Regions from separate parts of the Homo sapiens genome. Here region 2 is linked to region 1. A link is an interaction called in ENCODE POLR2A ChIA-PET data of the cell type or tissue named here. Cell type or tissue: PC-9. All regions are shown on one strand.

Region 1 (8,000 bases):
AAAGGTGAAACCCATGTCTTCTGCTGTCTATTTACTGTATTCACATTCAACCATCAGACCTTGATTTCGTTTTTCTTCCTGATCATTCTGTATCCCAGCTAATGAGATCAATCACATCTATGCCAGTTTGTCACTTAAATCAACATGTAGGGCCAGGAGCGGTGGCTCACGCCTATAATCCCAGCACTTAGGAGGCCAAGGTGGGTGGATCACCTGAGGTCAAGAGTTTGAGACCATCCTGGCCAACATGGCAAAACCCCCGTTTCTACTAAAAATACAAAAATTAGCCGTGTGTGGTGGCACATGCCTGTAGTCCCAGCTACTCAGGAGGCTGAGGCAGGAGAATTGCTTGAACCCAGGAAACGGAGGTTGCAGTGAGCCAAGATTGTGCCACAGCACTCCAGCCTGGGTGACAGAGCGAGACGCAAGTCTCAAAAAAAAAATCAACATGTAGGAATGTTTTAGGTCTCTCTCTTGCCCTTACATATTAGTCTCCCAGAATTACTAATTCTGCCTCTTTAACTTTGCTTAATCTGTCCCTTCTCCTCTATCGTAAGGCTCCCATCCTTACCCGCCTAGACTATTACAGAACACTCCAAACTACAGTCTTTCAGTTTTCTTCCTCACCTACTCTGCTGTCCTTAATTCAATCCATACCAGTGTACTTGTCCCTATATTCCATATTGTTTCACCCATCTATTCTTGCGTATGAATTTTCCTCTGTCTGAAAGACCTTCTTTTCTGATCTCTTATTATCTGGCAGATGCCCTTGCAGTTTTGAAGTTCCAACTCAAAAACCTTGGTTTCATACTTTTCTTGAGTCTCAACTCAAATATTTCCTTCTCTGTAAATCCTTTCCTGACACACCTAACTAGGTCACCCGCCAACCCATTTTGTCTCACCTTTGTATCCTAGAGGATACAAAGATACTTTAATCTGTATCGTATTTGTGTGTCTGTCTCAATTCCACTGGATTGTAAGATCCTTGAGGTCAGGAACTTTGTCTTAGATATATTGCCAGTGCCTTGGCACAGTAATTGATACCAGGTGTTCAAAATCTTGTTGAATGAAATATATTCCTAATAAATTTTAGTAATGAGAGCCTCCTAGTCCCACACTTAGACTATTTCAAACATAATTCCAACAAGCTGTCAAATCTAGTTTCCCTTACCATAGCATATGAGAAGCCAACACTTTAAAAAGTGGTGATGGTAGATTGGCAGCTTGACAGCATGAGGTTATGGAAGAACTAAAAAACAGTTACAACTAAAATTTTGTCTTTCTGGAACAATTTGTTATAGAGGTTACAGTTTACATCGATTATAACTGCATCATAATATAAAGATAACCATGAGTATTAATTTAAAGACCTTATGTTCAGTATGTTATTTCATGAAGGAACTCTAAATATTTTTATTCAAAATTAATAGAATTTCAGCAAATTATGTTATATAAACTCCTTTTTTAAAGATAAACTATAATAAGCATTTAATATGCTTCATTCAGTTTATGTTCTCTTCCCTTTTTTAAATTAAATTTTCTAAATACGTTAAACTTTCTAGGAGCAGTAAAAAAAAAATGCTGAAAGGCATCGTAAAGAGTACTATGGATAATACCTTCCTTAAAAATTCTAGGTGGCTAATGTGCTTTTCTATTATGATACATTGGAATTTTAGTTATAGCTTCCTTCCTTTTTTTCTTTTTTTTTTTTTTTGAGATGGAGTCTCACACTGTCACCCAGGCTGGAGTGCAGTGGCACAATCTTGGCTTGCTGCAACCTCCACCTCCCAGGTTCAAGCGATTCTCATGCCTCAGCCTCCCAAGTAGCTGGGATTACAGGCACCTGCCTCCATACCCGGCTTTTTTTTTTTTTTTTTTTTTTTTTTTTAGTAGAGACGGGGTTTCACTGTGTTGGCCAGGCTGGTCTCTAAGTTTTGACCTTGTGATCTGCTCACCTTGGTCTCCCAAAGTGCTAGGATTACAGGCATGAGCCACTGTGCCTGGCCGCCTTTTTTTCTTTTTGTGTAATTTAACACATTTCTTATGTACAGGTTGAGTATCCCTAATCCAAAAATCTAAAATCTGAAAAACCCCAGAATCTGAAACACTCAAAGGAAGTGCTCATTGGAGCATTTTGGATTTCAGATTTTCTAATTATGTGTGCTCAACTACTAAGCGTAATGCAAATGTTACAGAATTTTTAAAAATCTGAAATCTGAAACACTTCTGACTCCAAGCATTTTGGATACAACCTGTATTTGTAATTGCTCTACAAAGACCTCAGTGAAGGAAGTGGATGGACTCAAATAGGTGTCATAAAAGACTAAGTCACTGGGCAAGTCTAGCAAGTCTTGCTGATCATTCCAATTTGTACTGGATTGTATTCGTTCTTTCTGAGAAAATAGAAGTATGGTACTATAGTTCATTTATAGATTCATCATTTCCATAGCACTATATGCTAAAAGTGAAAATCAGCCCAAAAAACTTCGATGTGGTATTAATTTGGAAGTTACATTCATTGCACTGTATATTAAAAAAAAATTTTTAGTGAGTGTTTGGCGAGGCACAGTGGCTCACGCCTGTAATCCCAGCTCTTTGGGAGGCCAAGGCGGGCAGATCACCGGAGGTCAGGAGTTTGAGGCCAGCCTGGGCAACATGGTGAAACCCTGTCTCTACTAAAAATACAGAAATTAGCTGGGCATGGTGGCAGGCACCTGTAATCCCAGCTACTCGGGAGGCTGAGGCAGGAGAATCACTTGAACCTGGGAAGCGGAGGTTGCAGTGGGCCGAGATTGCGCCATTGCACTCCAGCCTGGGGGACAAGAGCAAGATGTCTTAAAAAAACAAAACAAAACAAAACAAAAACAGTGTTTGTTCTGTATGAATCAATCATTGACACGATGTATATGTATACTATTTCAATATTAGTTGTTTTTAAATATATATTTAGAGACAGGGTCTCTCTGTTTCCCAGGCTGGTCTTGAACACCTGGCCTCAAATGATCTTCCTGCCTCAGCTTCTCAAAGTGCTGGTATTACAGGCATGAGCCACCATGCCCAGCCTCAGTATTAGTTTGTGCACAGGAATTTTCAGTAGAATACTTTATACAAGTATATAATTTTACTTCTTTTTTGTTGTTGACCTCCCTCCCCAGCTTCCCAGGAATTTTTTACTTCTTAAAGCTTGGGTTGTGCTGGAGGAATATTTTCAGTTACTACTTTGGAAAATATTAAACAGTTCCCAGGCCTTCCTGAGTTTGTTTCAGTTTAAGTTTGAGGAAGCTGCAGTTAGTAAATTGTGGTTGGCAGATGCTGTAAGCAGGTGACTCAGTAGGTTAAACTCATGATGACTCAACTGTGTAAAAGTCATGCCAATAAATAGCTTGAAAGAAAAACTGCCTTCCAGACTTTTGAACTGCCATAAAAAGTTCAAAACTATTATTAAAAGTATCACAAAGAATATTAACATGTGGCTTTAGAAGAAAACACATTTTTCTTCAAGTGGTTTTATAATGTTTTCTTAATTTATCTGATTTTTTTACTCTGGTTATTCTGAGAGGAGCGGACCTTATACCAATGACACTTAGCAAATTGTAGTTAAAATGCAGGAATATTACAGGTCTGGATCAAGTTTATTCAAGGGAATATTGTTATGAAAGATAGGTTTCAGTTGGGTGATCAACCAAGAAACCCTATTAGTAGTTATTTTTAATTAATAAAAAAGCTAGTTAATAGCTGTTAATGTAATATTGCTGTAACCGAATAGATAAAGCAAGATACACAGTTGTTTGTTGTGATTTGATGTAATAGGACATGTATATTAAGATAGTATATCCAATTCCAAAATTACTCTTGAGGATTTTCATAAATTATATAATCTATTTATGATATCCATTTCTAGTCTTGGAATACCATATTCTTCTAACCTGGTTTTAATTTAGCTACGTCATTTTCTGTTTTTAAAAATAACAATAAAATGATTGGATAAATTGGGTCATCTTCCTTTTTATGTGACCATATTCCTAATAATGTAGGTAAGTTATTGAAAACCTAGCAGAGAGCATGCAAAATTTTGATTATGCAAGCGCATGGATGGGGAAAAGGGTATGTGGGAAGTGCTTTGACATTAGACAGACCTTTGCTGATTTGCCTTCTAGCTGTGTGATTTTGGAGAAATTACCTAATAATATCAAAATAGCAGAGGTATTGTTAGGATTAAATGAGGTTAATCTTTGTGAAAGTGCTTCTCTTGTGACAATTTAAAAAATCTTTTAATTTACAGTGGCAAGTAAATATGCTTAACTGTTAAATAGATAAATAATCTTTCTGAATAATAGGGAATTGACTGAATTTTGGTTTTGTGTTCATGCTGATTTTCTTTCTTTCTTTCTTTTTTTGAGACCAAGTTTTGTTCTTGCTGCCCAGGCTGGAGTGCAATGGCACAACCTCGGCTCACTGCAACCTCTGCCTCGCGGGTTCAAGCAGTTCTCCTGCCTCATCCTCCCTGATAGCTGGGATTACAGGCGCTTGCCACCACACCCAGCTAATTTTTTGTATTTTTAGGAGCGATGGGGTTTCACTGTGTTGGCCAGGCTGGTCTCGAACTCGTGACCTCAGGCGATCCACCTGCCTCAGCCTTCCAAAGTGCTGGGATTACAGGCATGAGCCACCGTGCCCGGCTGATTTTCTTAAATTGCTATTTATATTGGCAAAATACTTATAGAATAAGGCATTTAGTCTTCTAGCACAGTATCTGAAACGCTGCATCAAGTTTTTAAAATAAATACAAAATTTATTTTACCTGGTGCTTTCTAAGTTACAAGTCTGTTTCTTAAATGTGTATGTTGTATTACTGTTTTTTTCCTAGAACATTAATCATCAGATACATACTATGTGATATGTTTCTGTATACCACATCTGTTAAGTAAAGAAAATGTATGCCCTCTAGCTAAGTTAAATTTGAATTTTATGACTTAGTTCATAAAAAATGTATTACAGAATTAAATTTTTATTTTTATGACTAGCAAAGGTTTTATAAGAATTTCATTTGAGTAATACCTGGTACAATCAATGTCGTACTAATAGAATAGCATTGTTATTTTTTATTTTATTATTATTATTTTAAATAGAGACAGGGTCTCACTATGTTTCCTAGGTTAGTCTTGAACTCCTGACCTCAAGTGATCCTCCCGCCTTGGCCTCCCAAAGTGCTAGGATTACAAGCGTGAACCACCATGCCCAGCTTAATATTGCATTAAATAACTCGTTCTTTTTATAGGCCTTTAACGATATTTTTAGCAAATCTAAAAATTTAAGTATTAACATATTAAAAGGTTTTTTTTTATAGGATAGGGAAGGTTTTTGTTTTTGGTGTTTTTTTTTTTTTTTTTTTTTTTTTTTTAAGAGGAGGTTTCTCTCTGTTGATGAGGCTGGAGTGCAGTGGTGCGATCGTGGCTCACTGCAGCCTCTACCTCCCATGCTCAAGCAATCCTCCCACTTCAGCCTCTCAAGTAGCTGGGACTACAGGCATGCACCATAACACCTGCCTAATTTTTGTATTTCTTGTAGAAACAGGGTCTCGCCATGTTGCCCAGGCTGGTCTCAAACTCTGGGCTCAGCGTTTCACCTGCCTCAGCCTCCCAAAGTGCTGTGATTACATTTTGTTTGTTTTCAAGAGACTCTAAACAAGAGTCTGTCATGTTACCCATGCTAGACTTCTCGTAACTCTGGATCTCAAGTGATTAAGTCCACCTTTTAATGTGAGTATTTAAAAGAATGCAAAGAGTATTTTCATTTTACTCTGTTATCATTACCAACAAAATTTCTAAATTAGCTAGGTTTCTATGGAGTATGCTTATCATATTTAACTGTCAGATTATATTGCATTTTTTGTTGAAACTTTGTAACAAAGGAAATTAGTATTACTGTGAATAAATTGTTGGCATCAGTCTTTTTCATCTTAAATGTTTCTTTTTCTCATTATAAAAGCAAAACATGGTCATTGCAAAATAAAAAACTTCCAGAAAAATACATAAAAGCATAGCAAAGTAGATTATTCATAACTCAGCTAAAGAAATTACTGGTAATATCTGTTATATATCCTGGTGGTGGTGTGTGTGTGTGTGTGTGTGTGTGTGCACGCGCGTGTGTGGATATATATATATATATAATATGTATATATGGAGATACATATATATATAAAATCTTTCTAGTTGGAAAAGTAAAAGGAATGTTTTTATGGTTCTGTTTGTGATCATTTGAGCCAAGATAAAATATTTTTAAGGCTGTATCCCATTGCTTAAGTAGATTTCATTTGGGGGATATTTTAATTCCAGGACATAAATTCTGACGAATATAATGAAAACAATTATATTAAAATACCCTTGTATTTGTCATTAATTCTGTTTTGTTTGCCTGGTGTGTTTTAATGTGATTATAATTTGAGATTTGTTTTTTTGGGTGTTGTTAGACATGAAGTTTAAAATTTTTTTTTAAGTCTAATTTTATCAGTGCTAATGTTACAGACAGTGCTTTTCTAAGAGTTAAAATGACTATACTCTTTTATCCTTAGGGAAATATGCTTAAGAAGTAAATCAGGTTATTAATATGCTGTGAAGAGTTTGAAAACAGTGGTGCTCAGTTGAGCATATTTTAGACTATGCAGGTTAATTGGACACATTTTTAACTATAAAGGATTAACTAAAATTGTGGCAACCTTTTCAGCCTTGAGATTCCATTAAATTGTAGTGTGTTTGCTTGTTTGTTTTTGTATTGATAATTTTTGTGAAAGCCTTCAGGTCAGAGTCACTTTTCTAGATCAGAATGTCAAAATTAACTGAGAGAGAATAACTTAAAATATTCAGTGGAATTAGACAGCATTGTAGTTTTCTTTTTCACTTTAAATGAAGTTTGCAGTAACATTTGAGTTCCCAAGAATTGTGGTTTGCTAAAAATTTGAACAGAGGAAAAATTTAAAAGTAAACAGAAAATGAACTTTGAAATTAATTTAATGGTGAATTTATATATACCAAATAATGAAAATGACACAGGAATGTTATTTCATGTAATCATATTTTAATTTGAAAAATCATGAGTCCATAGAAACATCATAGAACTTTGTACATAAAATGTTAAAATCTTGAGACTTTAAAATTCAGAACCCTTTTACCATTTCATAATTTCTCATGACATATACTTCTCTTAAACTTTATCATTTCCTCCTTAGTAATTAATGATATAAGTAGTTGCAAGCAATGCCAAATGGATGTTCCAAGGAGAGATCCCTGAAATATCTGGATATATAACAGTGGGTTGCTTATAGCAACAGCAAACTTCTAGGTAGATTTCTTAGGACTATGGAATTTTTTTCCTTCATAACAGTTAATATTCTTGGATCAAGCTGCAGGTTTTAGCTATACTCATTCTCTCTGAAATGAATTATTAACCAGTATCAGTTTTACATTTTTCATTTCTTTTCATAGATAAAAGTAAATTATGTTGTCATTGTAAAGGACCAGATGCAGTTTTAAAAAATTTTTAACATTCATGGGCTTAATAAAATTTCTTTTCTGAAACTTTTAAACAATTTTAAAAGATCAGTGGTTTTTTAATCAGGACAACTTTGAAAAGATGAACGTGTTCCAGAAAGGGGATGACTTCACATTATAGTAATATATTGAGAAGATGATTGTTAAGACTATGACAAAAAAAAAACTTTAGAAGAAGCAGTATGAAAATAAGCCCTTAAGGGTAAAGGAGACCGGGTGCTGTGGCTCACGCCTGTAATTCCAACACTTTGGGAGGCCGAGGCAGGTGGATCACATGAGGTCAGGAATTCAAGACCAGCCTGGCCAACATGGTGAAACCTCATCTCTACTAAAAATACAAAAAATTAGCTGGGCATGGTGGCAGTGCCTGTAATCCCAGCTACTCAGGAGGCTGAGGCAGGAGAATTGCTTGAACCCAGGAGACGGAGGCTGCAGTGAGCTGTGATCACACCA
Region 2 (8,000 bases), 200 kb before region 1:
GGGTGATAGAAGTGTCATTTCTTCTATGAGGCAACCCTTGGTGGACTTCTAGATAACTTCAGGGTATGGTCTGGTCACCAAAAAGACCAGACCTTGAATAGAAGCTTGGAACACTCTCATCTCCATGACCTAACCTCTGGGGAGTGGGGAGTGACTGGAGATAGAGTAAATTACCAGTGGCATATGTAACCAAACCTCTATAAAAGGTTTGCATATGTAACCAGACCTCTATAAAAACCTGTCAAAAGGCTGGGAGCAGTGGCTCACGCCTGTAATCCCAGTACTTTGGGAGGCCAAGTTGGGTGGGTGCCTTTGAGCTCAGGAGTTTGAGACCAGCCTGGGCAACATAGCAAAACCCTGTTTCTACAACCATTACAAAAATTAGCGGGGTGCGGTGGCTCACACCTGTAGTCCCAGCTACTCGGGAGGCTGAGGCTGGAGAATCACTTGACTCAGGAAGAAGAGGTTGCAGTGAGCCAAGATGCTGCCACTGCATCCCAGCGTGGGTGACAGAGTCAGACCCTGTGTCAAAAGAAGAAAAAGCAAAACAAAACAAAAAAAACAAAACCCTGTAAATGATGGGATTTGGAGAGCTGAGAGGGTGACACCCTGAGAGAGGGTGTGGAAGCTGGAAGCTCCCTTACTTCCTACCTCACCCCATGCATTTCTTCTGTTTGGTGGTTCTTGGGTTGTATCCTTTATAATAATAATCTAGTAAGAAAATGCTTTCCTGAGTTCTGTGAGTTATTGCACCAAATTACCTAACTGGAGGAGGGGGCCTGGGAGCCCCCAATTATTGCTGGTCAGTTGATCAATCAGAGGATTGGGGAACCCCATGCTTGTGACTGGTGTATGAAGTAATGGCAGTCTTGTGAGACTTAAATCTGTGGAGTCTGATGCTAACTCTGGGTAGTGTCAGAATTGAATTGTAGGGCACCTAGTTGATGTCAGAGAGTCGGAGAAGTGGTATTGGAAAAGACATCATGTATTTGGTGTTAGGAGGAAAAAAAACTCAATACTTAAGGATTGGATTATGTAGTAATAAGTGCTGTAGATATTAAGAGAAGGAACAATATGAAAATGTGGCATTGTTATACTTTCTATGACAGGAAGGCTTAATGGAGAAGCTGGATTATATAAAGGATGGGTAAGAGTTGTGTTTGATGAAGAGACTGTATTCCAGAGAGGAGAATAATGTGAATATTTGCTTGGAGGCAAGAAATGTATGGCATGGAAACAGAAACACTTGCCACATTTTTATGCCATCTTGAAAACTTTCTCTTCGTTTTCTGGTTGGTTACATTTTGAATTATAATGCATTTATTTTATGCACATTAAATACATAACATTCTGCTGCATTGCTAGAAGTTACAGATGATATAATGACCTAAGTCTCTTCTTTTTAGAAGTTTATAAGTTTAATCGTTCTTGAGTCAAATCTGAAACAAATATGAATACACATACTTTCTTCATATATATTCAACATTGTCTTAATGTATTTTGTGTGTGCGTGTCATATACTTTAAACTGCATTGTAAGTTCTCTGGTATCCTAGATTTATTAAGAATAACTGATTTCAAATTGATATATACCCAGGTTTAAAAATTGTTGGCGTTTTTTCTCCCTGGCAGTCTAGGACATCCTACTCTGGGCTTGTTCACTATACTCTTTACCCTGTAATGGCAAAACTCAACTCTTGATTAGATCAGTCTTCCTGAATCTTTGGACAGTATTTTTGGTTGCTTGTCTGTACATCATTTTACCAGGTCTAATTTTCTTGCTGAAGATCTCACCAGTTACCTCAACCAGTCATCAGTATGTACATTTAATACCTTAGATGTGTAGTCCACAGAACAGTGCTTTACAAATAACAGGTGCTATATAAATATTCTTGAATATTTAAATGTCTAGTACATGTTATTCACTTGGGTCTCCCATGCTTCAAAAACACCTAACGCTGTTAACATTGAGAAGAGGATTGAGAGGAGCAGAATACAAAGGTATTTATTAAGGTGATTATAATAGCCGTAGAATAACAGGCCAGAGAACTGAAAGTGATTGAATAATGAGAATAAAAACAAAGGAAGAGGGTTGAGTGTGGCAGTACAAAGGGATCAAAGTCAGGGTTTTTTTCACTCCCACCATATGTTGGAGTTAACCCTTTAAGTCAGCAGCTGATTATGATGTGATTTTGTTGAAAACTGGGTGATGCTTGGAAAAGGAAAACTGAGAAGAGGGCGTTAAGTAAAGTTGAGGAACTCAAAATGAGATAATTTTGAGAAGGACTTATGATCTAATGCAGGAGGAAGGGAGGAGTGATTGGTATTAGTTCCCATTAATATAGTACTTCCTGTGTGCTACGTATTGTCTTAATCTTGAGCACTTTATATGTATTAGCTTACTTCGTCCCCATGGAAACTTTGTAAGTTCATTACTACTATTATTTCCATTTTATAGGTCTGGAAACTGAGGAATAAAGAGACTAGAAGAATTTCTCCAGCTCATGCATATTATAACTGATAACTAGTATTTGAACCCAGGTCCTATGACTCCAGAGTCCACTTTCTTTTGTGTTATACTAGGTCCCAGTAATAGAATCCAAGGACACCTTTAGGAGTTACAGAATTAAGTGACTGTCAAGATTCAGTCTAAACCGTGTAAAAAAGGGAGAGTCTTCTAAATAAATGGATTAAAGAGAGCTTTCAGTTCTTTTGTATATGCAATACTGTTTTACACACGGCCTTTTTCTGTTTGTGCCTTTTTCCTACAATCCCTTTGCCTTTACACCTACTCTGTGCCTGGTTAATTCCTACTGTCCTTTTAAAGCACAGTTCTTCCAGGAAGTTTTCCCTGACCTCAAGCACTTTTCCTCCTACTTGTTTGTGTTAGTGACTTCATAGTAGGTTGTCTTCATAACTGTTAACTTGTATGATTTAACCTCTCTGAACCATGGCTTTTTTGATCTATAAGATAGGTACTATTTTACCTAAAAGGGTTGTTATATGAATTGAGTGAAATTGTATGAAGCAGTTACCACAGTGCCGTTTTATGTTTCTTTTACTAAACCTGGTTGTGCACACTTAGTGTTAGGGAGACTTCAGTAGACAGTACAGTAATAAAGGTCAGTAACCTCAAGGCTCAGTCTTCAAGGAAGATATTTTGAATTAAAATATCCAGCAACAGTCTGGTGGTTCTCTTCCTTCTGAGACTCAGTTGTCTCCTGGGGTTCTAAGAGGTAGATCATAGAAACTTTTTATAAAGGCTACCATTATTTGGTGGATGCTCAGAGAATGTGTTTGAATTTTGTTGATTAGAAACTTCTGAATGAAAAACAATGTAATTAGAATCATTTGAGGTATTATAAAGGCAGATGTGAATGTCTGGATGTTTACTGAAATTGCAGAATTTTCTTATTGATTTGAGTAATACTTCCTTAATCGACTCTCCTTCGTGTGCTCGCACGCTTGCGCTCTCTCTCTCTCTCTCTCTCTCTATATATATATATTTTTTTTTTTTTTCTTTTGAGACAGAGTGTTGCTCTTGTCACCCAAGCTGGAGTGCAGTGGTGCAGTCTTGGCTCACTGCAACCTCCATCTCCCAGGTTCAAGCGATTCTCCTGCCTCAGCCTCCTGAGTAGCTGAGATTAAAGTCGCCTGCCACCATGCTTAGCTAATTTTTGTATTTTTAGTGGAGATGGGGTTTCACTATGTTGGTCAGGCTGATCTCAAACTCTTCACCTCAGGTGATCCGCCCACCTTGGCCTCCCAAAGTGGGCAATAGTTACTGAAAAAATATCCATCAGTAATCCTGGTTAGTTTTCTGTAATGTGCCTATGTTTCTCAGTGTCTTTACACTGTCTGTAGATTAAGGTTGCTTTCATATCTCACTGTCACCTTAGGCATCATTGTATCTCATTCCCTTGCTGCATACGCACTGTTCTCTAATTGGTAGGTATTGTCATCCTTGTAGCTGATAGAGAAATAAGTTCCTAGTTAACTTTGTTATGTCAAATTACTTAAAAAAATAAACTGTAGACTAGAAGGACTGCAGTATATATGTCAGTGAAGTGACTTCATGACATATAAGTGACTTTTTTATGATCTACATGTTGTTTTTATATATGATAGTATTAGAGAATTATACGGTCTGTTTTTCAATTATTTACCTAAATAAAATAATTTGAGGTGACTTTTGTTAAGGATAACTATGAATAAGATTGATAAAATAGAAATAAGGCCTTAAAAACCATCCGTGTAAACTGAGGTGGTTCAATAGAAATATCCTCCTCAACTTAAATGTATGAACAAATGGTAAGTGTTTAATTCTGAAATTTGTTACTTGTGTGGAGTTGTTGAGAGTCAGGGATATATTTGGTAAGTAATGAAATAAATAAATTTTTAAGAGATTGTTTTTCCTGGCTGAGTTTAAAAAGAACGCATTTCTCTTTAAGTAATATTAAATGTTGTAATTAATAGTGATGTTTATAATAGTTTTGTGGTTTGCGTGGAGGTTCTTCATGTGGCTGTTAAAAAATAATAATTCTCAGTGAAAGCCAGGAACAGAACATTACACAATAACTTACTGTTGTTTCTACAGAGAAGAAAGCTACTGAGGTCTAAAAATACAGCTTTATAAAATGATAGAATTTTGAGTATGTACTAATGGGCATTAATACTTTATCCTGTGGTATTTGAAGACCGTTTTCACACAAGCATCTTCAAATATCAGTGTTATTTAGTCTTTGACAGGTGTTGGATAGCAGTTAAAGATTGAAGTATGAGGGGGCAATCCTAGATTTATCCATTCAGCAGATACTTATTGCATGCCTTGTACATATCAGGCACTGGGAATAAAGTTGTGAAAGGAAGTGGATCAAATTGCTGCCCTTATGGAAATCAGTTTATGGAAGGAGAGACAAAAGATAAGAAGATAAATGAGTATGATGAATGGTATGTAAGATAAAGTACCAGGAAAGAAAATAAAAGCATGAATGTTGAGGGGGCGGAGGTGACATTTTAGATAAGGGAGCCAGAGAATGCCTCTCCGAGTAGGTGACTTTTGAGTGAAGACCTGAAGGAAACAAGGAAGCTAGTCACGTAGATGTCTGGAGTAAGTACCAGGCCTAAGGAAGAGCAAAATACACAGCCCCTGAGATTGGGAATGAGCCTAGCGTATTTGAGGAGCAGTGAATGTGGTATGGTCAGAGAGCAGTGAAAAGTGGGAGAGGAGAAGGAAAAGATCAGAAGGGGAACAGGATGGCAGGGGATAGTTTGTGAAGGACCTTATAGAACATTTTAAGGATTAAGCTTTCATTCTGGATGAGATGGGAAGGCATGAACGAGGTGGTTTTAAAAGGATCCCTCTACTTTCTTTGTTGATAGTAGACTCTTGGGGTGTGGGGTGAGGCAGATGCAGGGAGAGCGGTTAGGAGGCAATTGTAACGATTCTGTGGTAGCATTAGATCATGGTGATAGCAATGGTAGAGGTGGTGAAAAATGCTCAGATTCATATTTATTTCCAACACAGAATTGATAAGAGTGGGTTGCTGAATTGCATCTGATGTGAGAGACAGGGTTTAAGATGGGTTCTAAGGTTTTGGCTCCTGCAAAACATAGAGTTACCATTTTTTTTCAGATGAGAATTGACTGGAGGAGCAGACATTTTGGAGAGTGGTGGTGATAGCGGTAATAATACTGGGGATTGGGAATCTGTCTTTTAGATGTGTTAAATTTGAGATGCTTATTTAGACAGGCAGTTACTTAAAGTATCATGTTTGTTAGTTAAAGGGAGAGGTCTAGGCTGGAGAATCTGGGAGTAGTCAGTATATAAATGGCATTTAAAGCTATCAGACTGAATGAGTTGATGTAGAGAGTGAATATAGAACATACCTAAGTGTTAAACCCTGGAGCAGTTTTTAAAGATTAGATATATGAGAAAGAAGGGACAGGGAGGTATGAAATCCAGAAGTGATGTTCAGAAAGCTTAGTGGAAAAAGTGTTTCGAAGAGGAGGGATTACTGGTTGTGTCAAATGCTGCTTAGTGAAGTAAGATAAAGGCTGAGAATCTACAATTCAGTTTTAGCTAATGAGTCATTGGTAACCTTGATCAGCAGTTTCAGTGTAATAGTGGGAACAAAAGCCTGATAAAGTGAGTTTACTAGAGAACTGGAGGTAGTAGATTGGAGACAGAGATTATTGACAAGGCATTTGGGAAAAAGAGAAATGGAGCAGAGCTTTAGGAGGAAGATAAGATTTTGTAAAATGGAAGACAATATACCATATTTGTATGTTGATGAAAACAATTCAGAGATAGGATTAAGTTGATGATGCAACTAAGGAGGAATTACTAGAACCCTGTCTTTAGGTAGTAGTAGAATTGGCCTTAGATAGTACCATAAACTTAATCCCTAGTAATAGAAGAGAAGAAAGAGATACTGTATTTGAGAATAGCTGTAGGTAGCTAGGTAGTGAGAGAGAGGTAAGAGCTTGTGGAAATCTGATTGCTTCTGCTTTTTAGTGAAATAGCAGCTGATAGGATTTGAGAAGAGAAGTTATGAAATAGTCATCTAGGGGAGTAAAGATTGAATGAAATAAGGAAATTATGTACAGCAAGGACTGACTTGACATTGGTCATGATTTTTTAACTGACATCGTTAATCTTTGATGAATTCATCATTCATTTCCCTACAGTCACTCATCTCCAGCTATGTTCAGCTGATTGATTAGATACAGAAACAAAGTAGGTGGAGAGTTGGATTTAATGATGATTGGGGTTTGGCTGGAAAACTAAGATGCATTCAGAGATGGGCAAATGAATTACTCTAATGATAGACCTAGGATTTTACATTTGGTGAGCAAAAAAGTGAGAAAATGAGAGATGAATAGCAATGAAATGGTGTTGAGATCAGTGAATCTTAGGTCCAGGGGAACTTGAATGTGAAAAAGAAAAATAGGAGGTAGTGGCATGAGAGAGAGAAAGATGCTTGAAATCGAGATTTTTGAGGGATTGCTGTTTGGGGCCATGATAAGGGTCTAAGATAGGATTTCTTATGTCTGAAAGGATAATCCATAGGTTTATATTGCCTGAGTAAAGTTAAAGATCCTCTGGTCTAGAGTATGCCATGGTAAGTCAGTGGTTGAGATAAGGTTGAGGACAAAATCATTAAAGAAGAGGAAATCAAAGAAATGAGAAATGGAACAATTAAAACAGTCATCACTGTGGATACTGAAATCACCAGAAATGATTATTGGACAGAAACTAGGACAGAAATAATATTGAATGGCATGATGAATAACATTTTAGGGTACGCATGAGTGTGGTGGATGACTGGTTGATGGTAGTAGGTTAGTATAATGTGCTGTTCAGATTTCAAGGTACTGATTTTTAGAGATGAGAGGATAGAAGTCTGAAAATCATGGTAGAGGAAACAGCTACACCACCATACAAGAGAGCTAGTAAGTAGCTTCAAAGGAGATTTTAAGAGTGATTTTAACTTGGGGAATTTAAGAGCTGGAGTCATTGTTTACTTCACTGTGGCACCTTTGAAACTGTTACATTAACATAAGGTAATTGAAGAATTGTTATTCCTCTTGTATTCAACTGAATATTTATGGTTAGCTTACAGAAATTTGCAGTTGTGAAACAGAACAGAAACTTGTGTTGAATTCGGCTACTACTTAAATATGCATTTTTAATACTCTTTAACACCTCCTCCCTCCTCATATAATCTCTCAAGGCCTGTGATTACATATTGCATATTGAAGTCACTTCTTTTTTCTCTTTCATAGATATTAATGCCTTCCAATGCACTGTTGTTGATAGAATATAAAACTATGAGGTAAAAATATCTCAGGGTTTTGCCTTTCTTTGAATATAGAATCTAACCTTTCCACCATATTGGGTATTTATTTAGAGAGGGTACTCAAGTATTTTGCCACACTCTTTTTTAGTTTGTTTGTTTGAGACAGCGTCTTGCTCTGTTTCCCAGGTTGGAGTGCAGT

What was found. Peaks named below come from ENCODE experiments on the same cell type or tissue, not always from the same donor. Only the 100,000 strongest peaks of a DNase experiment are listed, where the experiment ranks them.
Region 2: POLR2A ChIA-PET joins it to region 1 with 10 read pairs; 6 of 35 experiments call an interaction of 5 or more read pairs at or near these places.

The regions. Positions count from the first base shown.
Region 1 is chr10:63,231,895-63,239,894 of GRCh38, reverse strand. The region is part of intron 3 of JMJD1C (jumonji domain containing 1C); the gene reads left to right. Among named protein-coding and RNA genes, the nearest start is that of NRBF2, 100 kb to the right of the region's middle. In PC-9, no CTCF peak of the experiment used is centred here; DNase peaks (open chromatin) are centred at 2,264 and 3,294; H3K4me3 peaks cover 656 bases; H3K27ac peaks cover 4,920 bases.
Region 2 is chr10:63,435,859-63,443,858 of GRCh38, reverse strand. The region is part of intron 1 of JMJD1C (jumonji domain containing 1C); the gene reads left to right. Among named protein-coding and RNA genes, the nearest start is that of JMJD1C-AS2, 9.3 kb to the right of the region's middle. In PC-9, no CTCF peak of the experiment used is centred here; no DNase peak of the experiment used is centred here.